2 separate regions of the Homo sapiens genome follow, and region 1 is linked to region 2. The links are chromatin loops, found by intact Hi-C in ENCODE. Cell type or tissue: IMR-90. All regions are shown on one strand.

Region 1 (2,500 bases), 100 kb after region 2:
CCAAGTGCTTAAAACATACCCCCAAGAGGTCTCAGAGTTAATAAGTCGCAGAGTGAGAAAAAGTCAAAGTTGTTGGGGTCGGCACAGAGCTGTGTTTAAGACACCGAGCTGGCCCTGTCCTGGGTCACCACTTATGTAAAGAACAGCTCAAAATCAGAAGGGACAAAAGGCCAGAGAAATAATCTGCTTGTCTGCATGTCCATACACACAGGCATCCACCAAAGGTTTTATTTTGTGTATTAACTAACCCAACAATATTTCCCAGTATATCCAGATGATTCTATAAAAACTGTGAGTCTATCCCCAGGTACTGTAACTTGTTTGGATAATGAAATGTATCTGTACTTCACAAAAGTTTACCTCTATTTAATCATATCCTTGGCCTAACAAATACTGCCAGTCTATACTGGGAGGCTTTTTACTTTTTCCTTTTCAAAAAAACAAACCAGGTTTACACAGAGACTACTATGCTTTTTTCAAAGGAAAGATGAAAATAATTCAAATGAACAGTATTATTTTAAAATTAATTTTTAATTCATAAATTAAAATTGTGTTTATGGTGTGCAACATGTTTTGAAATATGTATACACTATGCAATGGCTAAATTGAGCTAATTAACATATGCATTACCTCACACACTTATCATTTTTTTTTGTGGAGAGAACACTTAAAATCTACTCTTAGCCATTTTCACGTATACAATACATTGTTAACTATAGTCACCACGTTGTATAATAGATCTCTTGAACTTATTCCTTTTGTCTAATTGAAAATTTTGTATCTTTTGACCAACAACTCTCACCCCCTCCCACCATACTCCCAACTCCTGGTAACCATCATTCTACTCTCTGCTTCTAGGAGTTCAACTTTTTTAGATTCTCTATTTAAGAGAGATCATGCACATTTGTCTTCCTGTGCCTGGATTCTTCTTATTTTTTTCTCTACCTGATGTCTGCCCTGTTTAACTTATAATTACATTTTGAATAGATGTAAAGTCTGAAAAGTTATTTCCATTGAGGTCTGAGGTGGAAGCAAAAGCAGAAAACACAAATATGATTTTTAATAAGTCACGATGGGAAACAGTAAGACTGGTCAACTTTCTATCAAATTTATTTTCATGATACATTTGTAAATGTTCAGAAGACAATAATGGCTTTAAATTCCACCATACTATAGGTTCTAAATACTAGCCTTATAATCGGAAGATCTAGGACTTGTCATCATTAACTACTTATTACGCAGCAACCTCCCACTGCCTAACACAGTATCATTTATGTGGCTGCCCTCAAGGATAATATGCCCTGGAGCAGAGTCACAATATTCTCACACCACAGAAAACCAAAACAATATAGTGGCAAGTACCGCTTGATTTGTTTACTAGGTATACCCAGTCCAAGTTGGCAGAAAGGAAACTTGTGCATATTAAAATTCATTGTCCACTTACACAGTGACCCTTGTACTGCAGAATTCCCAAGGGACCTACTTTACCAGCAGCAGTGGTTCCCCAGGTAGGCACTGGCAGGGTCTGTTGGAACCATGCCCACTACGGTGGCAGGAAAGTAATGGCAAGGACAAGCACCCAGCTCCAAAGTCAGACTAACAATTTGGATGTCCAGAAGTCTGAGGCTTTTAAAACAATTCAACTTGGTGGATGGTTCAATTTACCACTTCTTTCTCAAAATTCCTCTCTGCAAATTTCTATGAAGATTTAGGGTTCTAGAGCTGGAAGGAACTTGGCATGGGAGTTAATCAGTATCATGAACTGTTGATGGCACGAGGACTTCACCTCCTGCCCCCAGGCCAGTTCTGCTTTTACTACACCACTGGGTTGGGGTGCATTTGGAAGTGACAGCAGCATTGCTCCTTTGTAAACATGGTTGGGTCTGGGTTACCTAAGGGAAAATTCTAGAGGGAGCTCTCGGACAAAGTTCCAGATATACTGGGAGAAAAGTACCTAGTAAAAGAGAAACACAAGACACTCCTTGGGCATAAGGAGAAAAAGAACGAAATAGTATTGGGGGGTAATAGGCTAGGGGACAGTGCAGGAAAGACAAGCAGACATGAGAATCCTGGCATGTCAGGGGCCAAGGATGATGTCCTTGAGGCCAATATGATTCAACTCGAATAGCTGAGAAGGGCTGCAAGAAATACAGTGTCCTATCTCACTGGCTTTGTCACAAAGGGTTAACACTAGACAATTTTCTTTTTCTGTGCTTTCGTGTACCCCATTTTAAAGTGAGGATAATAACATTTTGCCAGCAACGTCTGTCAAAGGGGACTGAGATACTAACATGTGCCTCTGAAGGAGTCTTGAAAGAGCACCAGATTCAAGTCCTAGCTCAGCTAGAACTCTGTGTCCTAGGAAACATCCCAAAACATCCCTTAAGTTCAGTTTCCATGTCTGTGACAATCAAGGATTGGGCTCCTTGAATTAAGTCTGCCCCAGGTATATGATTTCCATACGTGAAGTGCTTTAAGTTCCCACAAGGAAAGTTTCTGT
Region 2 (2,500 bases):
CCACAATCTGAACCCTGTACTGCTCTGTTGTTTCATATACATAAATACACACACATATAACATTACATTTATTTTTAAGGACAAGAAACAATATCCTTAGGAATATCTCCTGATAATCTCCCACTAGAAGTCATGAATACATTTTCTATTCAAACATGCTTGTATACATGACCTTGCCTTACAATCTGAAATTCCTAATGGGATTTTATTTAGAGCTGTAAAGAAATGCCGGTAAAGGAGGTTGGTGAGGAAGAAGGGAAGGCTTTCCTCCCCATAAGGGAGGAGGATGGCAAATGAAAAGATCAGATCTTATCTGCATCATTCACAGCTGGAGACTTACACCAACAACACAGACCAAAGAATAGGCATGTTAGAACTAAGCGTGAGGTTTCGATTTGTTTATTTTCTGGAAGGAGGGAGGCGGGAAGGAGCAATATTTCAGGGAGGCTGAGTATTTTTCTCTCCCTTGGGGAGGATTCAACAATCTTTTTATTTCATTGTTTACTTAAAATGTCCTTTCTTTTCAATAAGGAATTCTCATTTTTGTTTTCAGCCCTTCCAAAAGACTGTTTTCCTCAACAGCACTGAAGTCGTGCACCAGCCTAGCAGGATGCGAACAGCCAGGGTGCCCAGACCTGAGACTGCTTTTGAATAAAATCCCATCACATGTTTATCTCCCTTTGGAAAACAAAAGTATTGAAATAAGATCTCTTACTCGATAAAAAGCCTCGTGTTTCCCTCAAAGAGGCCAGACACTGCTCTTTCTTGTGAGATGCAGTTTGCATAAAGCAGTACTCCCAGGCAGCTAAGAGCTACCCTCCTGGAAGAGAATTTCCAGTTTCTCTCATTCTCTCCTTCTCTCCTTCCCCTGGACACACACGCAGGCGCGCACGCACACGCACACACACGCACACACACACGCACACACACACACACGTCTCAATGAGCGAGCAAACAGGACATAATTCTTATTTCTAGACAGCATCTGACTCCCAGGCCTCCATCCTCCATTTCACAACAGATTTTTACTCCAAACCTGAGGGGGCTTAGGGACTTGCCTTCATTGACCAATTACGGAACTGTCATTATTTGCATGTCTTTTGAGTAACTTTGTTAATAAACAGAAACCAAGGCAGGAGGAGAGAATTTTTCTCTCCGGGATGAATCCCCCATGGATGAAGAAGATACCCACAGACAGACAGGCACGTTCTCACATACAGGCAAACATGGAAGTCATTTGAGCCGCTCTGAAAATTTTCAGCCAGGCGGAGGTACACACCACACATTCAGCCCGTAAACAGCAGAGCTCTGGAGCCTGGCGGCAGAGCTTTCATCTGTGGGGCAAAGCGGCTCGGCTTCATCCCACCAGCTGAAATTCATTTTTCAAAAGAAATTAGACCAAGGTACTGTTGTTATAGCAACAGTCAGAGTCATTTACACAGCCTCTTCCGCACAACCTCACTGACTTCTGTGGGCAGCGATTTCAATTATGTACAGGGAGTGACCAAGGCTGAGCCCGGGTGGACCCTTTAGTGCCCCTTTAAGACGTGGCAGCCTAAAACCTCTGTGTCCAATCTGAAGCTAAAAGACAACAAGACTTCATCGTGATCCACAGACCTCTTCCAGTCCTGAAAGTCCAATGAGCAGTGAAGACAGGAAGAAAACCTTCCGATCCAATGTTTTCATCTCCTGGGTAGGAACTGGACATGTGACCATTGAATTTCCTGGGTTAACCAAGTACTGGCCATTTCAGAACAGGAATTTCCAGTGAAGACAGTAATGTTCACAATGAATTCTTTAAAAAATTTTTATTTTTAGAAATGGCGTCTTGTTCTGTCACCCAGGCCTTGGCTCAAGCGATCCTCCCACCTAAGCCTCTCAAAGTGCTGAGATTAGAGATTTAAACCACTGTGTCCAGCTTCAGCAATGAATTCTGCAGTAATTTCATAACATCAGTCTTCCAGGACTTTATTCTTGGGGCTGTAGAATTCCCAATATAATAGCCTACTCCAACCTCTGAAAACAACAAACTACAAAATGCTCCTTTCTTGACAAAAATGTACCCTTATTACAGAATCTTTACGGCTAATAACCTTCTGGACGGCAATGTAGCAGTCTACGTCCAGTCTAGGGATACACAAAGGTGGTAAATACCTATGAAGCCAGTGCTCATGACTAATGATCAGAGACTGAATTCTGTGTCCACTTCATACGTTGAAGTCCTAACTCCCAGTATCTCAGAATGTGACTACATTTAGAGCAGAGTCTTTACAGAGGTTAAGTTAAAATGAGGTGATTAGAGTGGGCGCCAATGTGATATGACTGGTGTTCTTATAAGAAGATAACCATCTACCAGCAAAGGGGAGATGCCAATCTTAGTCTGTTTGTGCTGCTATAACAAAATACCTGAGACTGGGTAATTTATACATAAATGTATTTGTTCACAGTTCCAGAGGCTGGAAAGTCCAAGATCAAGGCACTCACAATGTCAGTGTTGGTG

The links. A loop is a pair of places that touch in the nucleus more often than their neighbours do. Peaks named below come from ENCODE experiments on the same cell type or tissue, not always from the same donor. Only the 100,000 strongest peaks of a DNase experiment are listed, where the experiment ranks them.
Region 1: a loop joins it to region 2, with 2.1 times the contacts of the local background. A loop is called at or near these places in 5 of 110 quality-filtered maps.

What each region holds. Positions count from the first base shown.
Region 1 is chr4:140,001,405-140,003,904 of GRCh38, forward strand. All of the region lies in intron 1 of MAML3 (mastermind like transcriptional coactivator 3), which reads right to left. Among named protein-coding and RNA genes, the nearest start is that of MAML3-AS1, 130 kb to the right of the region's middle. In IMR-90, no CTCF peak of the experiment used is centred here; no DNase peak of the experiment used is centred here.
Region 2 is chr4:139,901,355-139,903,854 of GRCh38, forward strand. The region is part of intron 1 of MAML3 (mastermind like transcriptional coactivator 3); the gene reads right to left. Among named protein-coding and RNA genes, the nearest start is that of MAML3-AS1, 230 kb to the right of the region's middle. In IMR-90, no CTCF peak of the experiment used is centred here; no DNase peak of the experiment used is centred here; H3K4me3 peaks cover 1,378 bases; H3K27ac peaks cover 957 bases.